2 separate regions of the Homo sapiens genome follow, and region 2 is linked to region 1. The links are chromatin contacts, found by Hi-C or POLR2A ChIA-PET in ENCODE. All regions are on one chromosome and are shown on one strand. Each heading gives the region's core, a stretch centred on a gene start or an enhancer-like site at or near the end of the contact. The rest is flanking DNA. Distances are from core to core; before and after follow the strand shown.

Region 1 (5,886 bases), core at 1,137-3,636:
AGGCCAGGCACCTCAGCTCGCAGCAGCTTCTGGTCTGCAGGCCTCGAGCCATGTGCTGGGCTCTCCGGCACGCCCTGTAAAGAGCAGCTGTTAATTTTACTAGCTGGTGTGTTGGCTCCTCTGCCCTCCCCAGGGCTGCTGTGAAAATGAAGGAGAGTTTCAGAAATCAACCCTCAGTTGGCTCCAGAGTGAGGAAGAGCCTCCTGGTCCAGGGACAGCCCACTTGATCCTGGCCACTCATCTCTGGCTCCCAGGCCCTCAGGGCTCTGATGGCAAGTGCTGGCATGGCTGTTTTCCCTCTCCTCTGAAGTTTCCAGGTGCATGTGGGTGCCTGCTTTGGCCTTCCATCCCATTGTCTGTCTGCCCATCCATCTATGTCCATTCATCCACCTGTGTGATCCACCGACATTGATTGGTGTTCCCTAGTATACAGAACTGAGCGTAGCACAGGTCAGTGGGGGCCTGGTAAGCAAGCAGAGCACTTGCAGCCTCTGTGCAGTCAGCAGCCAGTCCGGCCTGCTTCTGCCGGTCCTGTCTTGTCTCTGTCCGCTTTGCTTCAGTCTCTGTTGGGGCCTGGGAGTGAGAAACCCTGCCCCTTTGTCAGTGCATCATGATCTGAACTAGAGCTCCTACTCTTTTTTGATCTCCATCTTGCTCCTTGTGTCTCGTTCTCACTTGATTGGAACAAACAAGGAGGATGGGTGGAGCCCATAGCAGCCTCAAAACTCACTTCAGCTCTTGCATTGCCTCTCTCCCTGGGACACCCATCTTGGGAAGGAGCTGCTGTGTGTGGTGCGGCTGGGCAGTTGGAAGCCCAGCCTCTGCAGACTCCTGACTCCCAGCTCCATCTGTCTCAGGGGCTTGGCTTTTACCCTGGGCGAGTGGCTTCATTGTCTCATACCTCAGTTTCCTCATCTACAAAATGGGGACAATAATAGTCCCTGCCTCTTAATGAGTTAATGCATGTAAAATATTTAGAACAGTGCCTCTGACATGGTTAGTGCTTGATAAGCATGGTTATTATTATTTTTGTTATTGTGTGTGTGAGCCCGGTCACCATGTCATGGAGGAAATGGGCTGGTATGGAGACAGACGGGTCAGGGGGTGAAGAACAAATCCTTTTCTGGGGCAGGGGTAGAAGAACAGCCCTTGAGCCTCCCCAAACCCAGACATCTTCCAAGAGTGCTGAGCAGCTCTGGGCAGGGCCATCTGAAAGGCTCTGAATGCCCCAGGCAAGCCCTGGTTTGGATCCATCCAGATGATGATGTTTGCTCTGTGCACACACTTAATTCAGGCTTGTCCAGGCTGCGTCCTCTTTGCAGCTGGCTCATGCCAGCCTGACTCACCATTGTCAAATTGGCCAGGAAATTCTCACTTCATATAGCCTCCCTGAGCTGGCTGGGGACTGGAGAACGGGCTGGGCTCTCCCTGGAGCTGTACGTTGTGGGCGCATGTGTCACAGGAAATGCCTTGGCAGGACAACAGATGAGTCTTAAGGAAAAAGGGTCAAGTGCACTTACTGTGGTCTCCGTATCCACTTCTCCCTGGAGGTGGGGCGAGGCTGACAGGGCAGGGACAGGCTGGTTTCGGAGGGCACATCTGCACCAGTATTTGGGGAGGTGGGTTTGATGTACATTTTGACAGGTAGTGACCACACATTCATTGAAAGGAGATGGGAAAGCGTGTGAGGTCACCAGAAGATAAAGACCCAGATTCTACTGCACATGCGAGGCAGCTCCTCTGAGCTATTCCTCCATCCCTTCATCCATTCCTTCAAACATTCTGGAGCACCTGCTCGGGGTCAGATACTGTTCAATGTGCTGGACATATGTTGGTTCATTCAGCAAAAGCTGCAAAGTGCAGTCATCCAAAGTGTTGAAGGTGGAAATGTTATGCTTGCATTTTCTAGAATGATTTGGGGTGGCAAGGTTTCTGAAGTAGGGTTTAGTGATAAGTCAGAACCTGTGACCCATCTCTCAGTCCCTTGGACAGGCCTGGGAGCTCAGACATTCTAGTCCTGATTGCACATCCTGTGCAGTTCTGCAGCTGAATCCCAGGGGCCTGGGCAAATATGTGAGTAGTTGGTTTCCCTCCCTGCCTCCCTCCCTTCCCTCCCTTGCCTCCCTTACCTTCCTTCCCTTCCCTCCCTTCCTTTCCCTCCCTTCCCTTCCCTCTCTCCCTTCCTTCTTTCCCTCTCTCCCTTCCTTCCTTCCTCCCCACTGCCCCCTCCCACCTCCCCCACTCCTCCCTCCTCCCTCCCTCCCTTCCTCCCTCCCTCCCTTCCTTCCTCGCCTCATTCCATTCCTCCGTCCTTCCCTCCCTCCTTCCCAACCCATGAAAGCTGGCGCCCCCTGGAGGCATTTCAGGAAATGAAATGTCTGTATTTGCGGCTACTGAGTTGGGCTGGGAGACTTTTCTTACCCAGGTTTTCCCCCAAGGCCTTCAGAGGGTGCTGATGGCTTAGCACTCCGTTTTTGTCAGAAAAATATCCTTAGAGCCTCCATTTCAGCTGCGAGAAAGTTTGTTTAGCAGGGAGACTCAAAAATAGAGATGATGATGACAAAGTCATCAGCCTTTGTCGTTGCAGGGGAGTGCATGCTTGGAAAGTCACACTCGGGACCACACGCAAGCTGATGCTTCCAAGTTTAGTTTACGAGGCTATGTTTAGGAGGAGGCAGACTGACTCGTGCCTACGGGCCCCAAACAGCCCAATTTGGTGCACTAAAAGCCTCATTTTTAGACTCTGGGTCCAGAGTGAGGCTTTTTCCAGAAAAAAACAAACAAACAAACAAACAAACAAACAAACAAAAAACCTACTTCAGGGAAATGACAACAACAGAAAGCCACCATTTGCCCTAAAATTTTTATTGTAAAAACTATTCTCTCCTGTTTGAGTAGTGAGGGATCTAGGACATAACAGTGGCTTCTCTGGCTTTCTTAAGGAATCAGGGCACTTGGAAACTCAATTAAATGTACCCAAGCCTCTTAAGCACCAAGGCTATCTTTTTGCTCATCCAGTTAATTTCAGTTTGTAAAATTGGCCTTGTGCTGACATGATGGAGACGGGGTGAGGGTGGGAAGCCAGGGTCCTCTGTGAGCGGAAGCTTGCTTCTCTGTTCACAAGCCTCCAAGGGCACACATCCTTCCCTGGGGCATCAAGGGGGACCATTAAACCTGTTTGCACCACGTCCCTGGGAGAGCAAACTTCTGGGCCTTCCTTGTTTACTGGAGGTTGGTTAATTCGGAAGGTAGATGGACTGGGCATATTGGTTCCCCACTGGCAGGAGCAGCCCAGGATTCAGCAGGTTAACGCAAAGGATCGAGAAACTATCACCTTCCTAGAACTGTTCCCAGACTTTTAGCAAACAGGCTGAATTTTGACCTTTTTCCCATTTTTCTTTTTAATCCTCCCTCCCCACATGTTTTGTGGCTTTTGGTGAAATGGCTGTCCTAAGGGAAACAGGACAGTTCATTGAAAAGGAGAGAGAAAGTAAAGACCCCTTTCCCACACCACCTTCCCTCAGATGCAGCCTTTGCTTACACTAAAAATAGCTTGAAACAGAGGCTGAATCACAAAAAAAAAAGTGGCATTTCAGGGGACAGAGGCTGCCAGCTCCCTGGCTGCTGCTGAAGTCTGTTGGGTTTGTTGGTCTCTGAGCCCCGACTTGCCCAGGAAGGCGTGGGGTTTGGAAGTGTACTGGGATAGGTCCAGAACATTCTTTTTGTTTCTAGAGCAAGGGCCTGGTTGTGTCTGCCTTGGTTGGAGAGTCTGTCCAGAGCTAATTATATCAGCAGGCACTGATAGAGCCTCTGCCTGGTGTTATGCCTCAGGGGTGGAAAATCACTTCCTGCAAAGGAAAGGAGTTGTTTTCAGGAGCTCCTTAATCCCTGAGGCACCTGCATGGGCTCCCAGGGAAGCTGCCAGGAGGTTATTGTTTCCTCTGAACCATGAGGTGGGCAACTTGGTTTCTTGGCCACCTGAGATCTCTCCAGGAAAAAGCTCAGATCATCAGAAAGAGAGAAAACAGTTTACTCACCTTGGTCTATGCTGTGTGTCTCTCTGGCCCTTGGGGATTCATGACAGTGTTTGAGATCAATTCTGGATATGGGAGAAGAGAGGCAAGTCACTTACTTTTATCTGAGGAGCTGCAATCAGCAGAAACCTGGATACTAACCCTGGCTTTGCTATCACTTTTCTGGTTGACCTTGGACAAGTCAATTCCCTCTCCAAGGCCTCAGCATCTCCATAAATAGAGGGGGCCGCAGTAGTTTTTCAGTAGTTCGTTCCCTTGCAGCCCAAAATATCTTTATGTTTTCTTATCCCCTTCACTGTCCTTCATCAGCAAAGGCCACAAGTGTTAGGCTCACATCTACTGTGCCCTTGGCCCTGTGCTAGGCACCAGGAGAACTGCAAAAGGAGAGAGAATGCACTTTTCTTAGCTGCCAGAGTGATTGGCGTGAAGCAGAGTTCATCAAGGGGTGTCTCTGCATGGCTCTCCCATGGTTTTGCCTCCATTTGAAGTAAAATCTGAAACTGTGTCCCTGGCTTACAAGGCCCCGTGAGTTACGGTGCCTGCTTTTGACTCACCTCCAATGATTCTTTTCCTTCTTTGCTCCTTTCTAGAGAAGAAGCAAAGCCTATAGGTAGAAGCATGTAGATGGGCCTGAGGCACTGGGCAGGGGGAAGGATGCCGTGGGAGGAGGGGGCCATATTCCAAAGGGCCAGCTCAATGAGAAGGAGTTGGCTTCTTTTGAATCATTTCAGCCATGGAGCTCTCTTTTGGAACCTTCCTCAGTTGGAAGCCTCTAAGGGGATGTTGTTCCTAGTTGGTATCAAACGTGGTGACCCCACTAGCCCCAAATTTGACTGGAAGAGCCTCCTTTCCAATTGAGTATCCTCTGCTTGAGGAGCTCTTGGGTGAGATAACAGCCCCTATCCTTTGCTCTTTGTATTGCTTTTGACTGAACTGCTGCAAATCATGGGGCCCCTGAAAGTCCATCCCTCCTCCAGAGGTAGAAGCGCCTCCATCTCTGTGTACCTGAAAACAATAAAAGGCATGTTTATTTAAAATAATGACTGCCGGAGGCCCCCAGGAGGGGCTGAGGATCGAGGAAACATTACTGTGGCCAAAGTCATTTTTTATTTCTGGAGCAAGGTAGCAGACTCAGGGGGGTGGCAGGAGCTGCCAAGCTAGCCCCCAAATTTATAGCAAGGGTGTTAAACACTGTGGGTGATCAGTGGAGTTGACATTGCAGAAATTCCCCAAATGAAAATTCCTTGTAGGTTAACTTTTAGATGAACTTTAAAAAACAGGGGCAACAGACCCTCAATGGGCTATTTCAAGTGTTTCCAATTTCATTAACATGATTTAAGCAAAGACTCCCCCTTGCCTCCCTGGATGCTAAATTAGAAAACATCACTATTCCTCTGCCCTTGTGCCTAGTTTGCAAACCAGTGGGTTTATCTGGTTGTTTTCCCCAGAGTTGGAGCACTGCAGCTGTTTCCATAGCACTGCGGCCCACAGGGAGTTGTGTGTTGGGGGCTCAGTTGTTGTCTTACAGAAAAAAACCTTGTAAAGGCAATTCAGCAAGCCACCCTTCTAGCACCAAGAGATACAATTCCTCTTCCCGGGGCTGAGATGGAGAGATACAGATAGAGAGAAAAGAAATAAATAAATAACCAGTTTCTCTTTCATTTAACTCTCAGAAACAGCCTCTGGTGCTAATTATTTCTGCTGTAGATTTTGTCAGACTTTGAATCCCAATCCTTTTGCCATAGGTGGTATATTTTAGAGATGCAAAATGATATAAAAAACAATCCACTTTCCTGAAAGATAATTTTGTGTACATTAAACAGACACATTAAGCCATTTACAAGAGAGTTGT
Region 2 (5,901 bases), core at 1,822-4,321, 350 kb before region 1:
GGTCTTTTATCCCTTACCCCCTTCCCACCCTTTCCTGTTGAGTCCCCAAAGTACACTGTATCGTTCTTATACCTTTGCATCCTCATAGCTTAGCTTCCACAAATGAGTGAGAACATATATTTGGTTTTCCATTCCTGAGTTACTTCACTTAGAATAACAGTCTCCAGTCTCATGCAGGTCACTGTGAATGCCATTAATTCATTCCTTTTTATGGCCGCGTAGTATTCCATTGTATATATATACCACAGTTTCTTTATCCACTCATTGATTGATGGGCATTTGGGTTGGTTCCATGTTTTTAAAATTGCAAATTGTGCTGCTATATCTTTTGTATGTGTACAAGTATCTTTTTCATATAATGACTTCTTTTCCTCTGGGTAGATAGCCAGTAGTGGGATTGCTGAATTAAATGGTAGTTCTACTTTTAGCTCTTTAAGGAATCTTCACAGTGTTTTCCATAGTGGTTGTACTAGTTTACATTCCCACCTGCCTCAAAGGTCTCTGAAATGCCTTGGAGGCTTTTTCCCCATTGCCTTGGATATTAGCACCCGTCTCCCTTTTAGTTATGTAAATATCTCTAGCAAGTGGTTGCTCCATAGAGACTGGTTAAATACTTGTTACCAAAAGGAAGTATCTCTAGTAAGTGGTTACTCCATCGCCTGCTTGGATTCTTCCCTTGAAAAAGCTTTTTCTTTCTTTGGCACATGGCTAGGCTGAAAAATTTCCAAACTATTATGCTCTGCTTCCTCTTTAAATATAAGTTCCAACTTTAAGTCATTCCTTTGCTCCCACATCTGAGCTTATGTTGTTAGAGGCAGCCATGCCACTTCTTAAACACTTTGGTGCTCAGAAATTTCTTCTGCCAGATAACGTAGATCATCACTTTGACATTCAAACTTCCATAGATCCCTAGCGCATGGACACAATACTGCTAAGTTCTCTGCTAAGGCATAACAAAGGTGACATTTGTTCCATTTCCCAATAAGTTTGTCATTTCCATCTGATACCTCATCAGCCTGGACTTCACTGTTCATATCACTATCAGCATTTTGGTCACAAGTATTTAACCAGTCTTTAAAAAGTTCCAAATTTTCTCTCATCTTTCTCTCTTCTTCTGAGCTCTCCAAACTTTTCCAACCTCTGCCCATTACCTAGTTCCAAAGCTGCTTCCACATTTCCAGGTATCTTCATAGCAGTGTCCCACTCCTTGGTACCAATTTTCTGTATTAAGCAATTCTTGTATTTCTATAAAAATACCTGAGACTGGTTAATTTATAAAGAAAAATGGTTTAATTGGCTTATAGTTCTTCAGACTGTACAGGAAGCATAGCACTGGCATCTGCTTCTGGGGAGGTCTCAGGAAGCTTACAATCATGGTGAAAGGTGAAGCAGGAGCATGTGTCTCACATGGTGGGAGTAGAAGCAAGAGAGAGTAGGGGAGGTGCCACACACTTTAAACAACCAGATTTTGCAGAGAAAGCACCAAGCTATGAGGGATCCACCTCCATGACCCAGACACCTCCCACCAGGCCTGACTTCCAACACTGGGGATTTTATTTCAACATGAGATTGGGGTGGGGACAAATATCCAAACTGCATCAACCTCTGATGTAAAAATCCAATAATCAAGCAGCAATATTTTAAGTGCAGCACAGAGTCTTCCATGTCATTATTTACAAGACCTGAATCTCTTTACATAATAACAAAATTGAATACAGACTTAGCCATTAAGTCCATTTAAAAAATCTGTCCTTTTACATGGTGACAGATTTCATTTTTTGTTATCTTTCTCTTTATCTTTTGCTCTTCTTTGACTTCCTTTTCTTATGTCTGTGTTTTTTGGCTTTTTTCCAATTCCCCTGCAGTACCTGCATGTATGGTTTTTTTTTTTTTTTTTTTTAATGTTTCTTGTGCTTTTCCTTTTCCTACTTTTTATTATTCTTCCTGCTATTCTAACTTTCTGCAGAACTGGCCCTGCTGCTATGGCCTCAAGTCTGGCCTCCAGAAGGGCTCTGACTTCTGCTCGGACTCTGGCTCCTCCTATGCCTACCTGGCCAACTGTGTCCAGGCTTTCTTTTGCTTTCTCCTGCTTTCTCCATTATCTTATCTTTCAGGACCTTAGAAGTGTTTCCTGAAGTTTCCTCATCTTTTACAGATACATAACTTCCACTGTCACTTTCATTATAATCTGGCTCAAAAGCAGCTTCATCAGTGTCTCTAGTTAAGTCAGGGGACAGTCGAGAGGAGTGACTTAACTGGGGTTTAGGGTTGGTAGCATTCTTCTCAACTTGCCCAGTAATTTGCTCTTTCTCAATTTGTGTGCCTGGTGGAATAACAATATCAAGTAACTGATTGCCACTTGACTCTTTGTTGTTCTTTGCTTCTAATATATGTGTCTCATGATCTTCACAAAGACTTTTATCTACAAATTTTGCCCCTTACCTTGAGTGTTTAGTATCATAAGTGGCTTTGTGATCATGAGGTCTTTTGGTCTCTTGAGTGACTAGAATTACTTTTTTTTTGGAATCTCCTCTGCCATTTTTAAGAAACTCTCTTTCCTCCATCAGCTTAGTTTTCCGTTCAGATCAGAAGCTATAGTTTATTGTTGTTGTTTTTATTTTTTATTTTTTTCATGCTTTGTACATACTTTTTATTTGTTGAATAAATGAATATTTGTCAATATGTACATAACCACATAGAGCGAGCATTAGATTTAGAGAGCAAAATATTTGGGTTCTAATATGCAAAGCCACTTACCAGCTATGAGGGCTTCAGCAAAGAACTGAATCTGAGCTCAGCTTCCTCAACTGTAAAACTAGGTTATTTGGACCTATGTGGCCTACCACACAGGCTTATTGCAAGGTTCAAATGCAGAAACATATGAAAGTGCTATGAATACAACTTAGAGCAATACAAACATAACAAGTAATAGCAATGGAATTTCAAGCTGAAATTCACACCCTTGGATTGTACCGATGTACTGATGGAGTCAATGAGAAAGTGACAAAATAGCTGATTACTAATGAGAGAGAACATGCCATTCTTCTGAGTGGGAAGGATTCTGCAACATCCTGTAGCTTGTCCCTGCAATTAGTCACTTCCCAAACTTCACAAAGATGTCAGAGACTCACAATCAATAACTCTCTCACAGAAGCACATGGGCCAAATGTCCCACGTTTATTTACATATGAAATGTGTTTCACACAGTTATTATGGATGGAGTGCATAACACCTGACAGCAGCAAGACCTTTTGAGGAACCGAACGTTGACTACAGTAGATCATGCAAGTATCTATAGATACACAAAAGAATTCCTTTTCTTAACAACAAAAAAAAGTACAAAACATGTTCAGGGATAAATGTAAGATATGAAATGCAAAATAAAACACAAAACAAGCCTGGGCATGGTGGCTCACACCTGTAATCCCAGCACTTTGGGAGGCTGAGGTGGGCAGATCACGAGGTCAGGAGATTGAGACCATCCTGGCTAACATGGTGTATCGGGGGACCTGCCCTGATAATCACGTAGGTTCTTTTCTATTTTCCTAAGCGTCAGCTGGCTTGAGAAATAAAGGGACAGAGTACAAAAGAGAGAAATTTTAAAGCTGGGTGTCCGGGGGAGACATCACACGTTGGTAGGATCCGCGATGCCCCACAAGCCACAAAAACCAGCAAGTTTTTATTAGGGATTTTCAAAAGGGGAGGTGTGCGAATAGGTGTGGGTCGCAGACATCAAGTACTTAACAGGGTAATAGAATGTCACAAGGCAAGTGGAGGCAGGGCAAGATCACAGGACCACAGGACCGAGGCGAAATTAAAATTGCTAATGAAGTTTCAGGCACCATTGTCATTGATAACATCTTATCAGGAGACAGGGTTTTGAGATCAACCTGTCTGACCAAAATTTATTAGGCGGGAATTTCCTCTTCCTAATAAGACTGGGAGCACTATGGGAGACTGGAGTTTATTTCACCTCTGCAATCTCGACCATAAGAGACAGGTACGCCCCGGGGGGGCCAGTTCAGAGACCTACCCCTAGGTGCGCATTCTCTTTTCTCAGGGACGTTCCATGCTGAGAAAAAGAATTCAGCGATATTTCTCCCATTTGTTTTTGAAAGAAGAGAAATATGGCTCTGTTCTGCCCGGCTCACCGGCAGTCAGAGTTTAAGGTTATCTCTCTTATTCCCTGAACAATTGCTGTTATCCTGTTCTTTTTTCAGGGTGCCCACATTTCATATTGCTCAAACACACATGCTGTACAATTTGTGTAGTTAACGCAATTATTACAGGGTCCTGAGACGATATACATCCTTCTCAGCTGACAGGATTAAGAGATTAAAGACAAGACAGGCATAGGAAATCACAAGGGTATTGATTGGGGAAGTGATACGTGTCCATGAAATCTTTACAATTTATGTTTAGAGATTGCAGTAAAGACAGGCATTAAGAAATTACAAAAGTATTAATTTGGGGAACTAATAAATGTCCATAAAATCTTCATAATCCATGTTCTTCTGTCATGGCTTCAGCAGGTTCCTCCGTTTGGGTTCCCTGACTTCCCGCAACAATGGTGAAACCCCGTCTCTGCTAAAAATACAAAAAAAAAACTTATCTGGGCGTGGTGGCGGGCGCCTGTAGTCCCAGCTACTCGGGAGGGTGAGGCAGGAGAATGGTGTGAACCCGGCGAGCAGAGCTTGCAGTGAGCCAAGATCACTCCACTGCACTCCAGCCTGGGCGACAGAGCAAGACTCTGTCTCAAAAAAAAAAAAAAAAAAAAAAAAAAGAAAACACGAAACAAAACCAAAAAATAGAACTCTCTCAGAGAACTATAAACGGAAGGGACAGAAGAGTACCTCTGCTGCATTTTAATAAAGCAGAACTACCGACGTTAAATATACTTCTTGAAATGGCTGAACTAAACCCGGGTGGCCCCGCGCTTAAGGTAACGGCCAATTGCAATACACAGGCGGCTGCATTGAGAAGTCAGTGGTTGACGTTGTGCATCCCAACTCTAAGTATCAGAACATTTGGCAGTAGCACCTAGAACAGGCAATGCCAACTCTTTTGACAGCAAAGGGTTAAGTCAACTGATTTTTTTTTCTGTCAAGAGCCAGAGAAATACTTGATATTCTTAGTTGTGTTTCTGTAATAGTTAATAAATTACATGACAAAAACCTGACTATATAAATCTATTGGTCTAACTACGTATTTGTAACTTTTATAGTAGTCCAGCCCTTTCGTTACTTTCCCTCCTTGTGCTTTTAAAGCCAGCCTTGCAGATCTGCCTAGAAAACCAGTCCCATTTTTTTCTTTAGAACAGCCTTCCCCATGCCCCAAAATGGAATTGAGGAAATCAGCATTCCTTATTAGATTCCTGGCTTCAGTTTTTATCCACGGCTGGGAAAGGAGCGACCTGCAAGGCTGCTTTAAACACCCTTCGCATGGCCTGAAGAAAAAGGCACGCCCACACTGGAGTGCAGTTGTCTCACATGTGAGCTCACTCCTTCAGGGCAGGCACATCGAGGAAGTGCTAAGACACTTAAAAGTTCCTAGGGTTTTTGAGACCCACAATTACTTACAATTTATGTAGTGTATTCTAAAAATTAAAAACACTAAAAAAGGCATTATTTTAGCCTGTAATTAGTTAACCTCTTCAAAATCCAAACATACAAAATGGTTTATTTGAATTCAGGAGCTGCCCCTGTTACTAAGAACTCTGTTTTAAAGAAACAGTACAAAAAGAAAAATTCTGACCCAAAACAACTCAAATCGTTTGCCACTAAATACTGATACAAATGTGTAACAAACAGTATAAAAAGTTATTCATTTAAATCTATACAAACTCTTTGAAACTCAAATACTGTTTTACTACTTATCGAGGATATATACAACGAGGTGAAG

The links. Hi-C counts contacts between places; a loop is a spot of excess contacts on that map. ChIA-PET counts read pairs that join two places held with the same protein, here RNA polymerase II (POLR2A).
Region 2: a map of endothelial cell of umbilical vein shows a loop between it and region 1 (7-fold over the local background). The contact joins two enhancer-like sites. A Hi-C loop is called at or near these places in 1 of 168 maps with a recorded cell type or tissue (endothelial cell of umbilical vein). POLR2A ChIA-PET finds 5 or more read pairs at or near these places in 1 of 52 experiments (BJ).

Annotation. Positions count from the first base shown.
Region 1 is chr10:77,388,536-77,394,421 of GRCh38, reverse strand. The region is part of intron 2 of KCNMA1 (potassium calcium-activated channel subfamily M alpha 1); the gene reads left to right. Among named protein-coding and RNA genes, the nearest start is that of KCNMA1-AS3, 41 kb to the right of the region's middle. Within about 2 kb of position 2,386, at least 13 of the 41 ENCODE cell types and tissues checked have a DNase peak (open chromatin) inside an H3K27ac peak, as active enhancers do; they include endothelial cell of umbilical vein, where a contact is called at or near this core.
Region 2 is chr10:77,734,906-77,740,806 of GRCh38, reverse strand. It overlaps the pseudogene LOC399783 and the pseudogene RBBP6P1. Among named protein-coding and RNA genes, the nearest start is that of KCNMA1, 100 kb to the right of the region's middle. Within about 2 kb of position 3,071, at least 3 of the 41 ENCODE cell types and tissues checked have a DNase peak (open chromatin) inside an H3K27ac peak, as active enhancers do; they include endothelial cell of umbilical vein, where a contact is called at or near this core.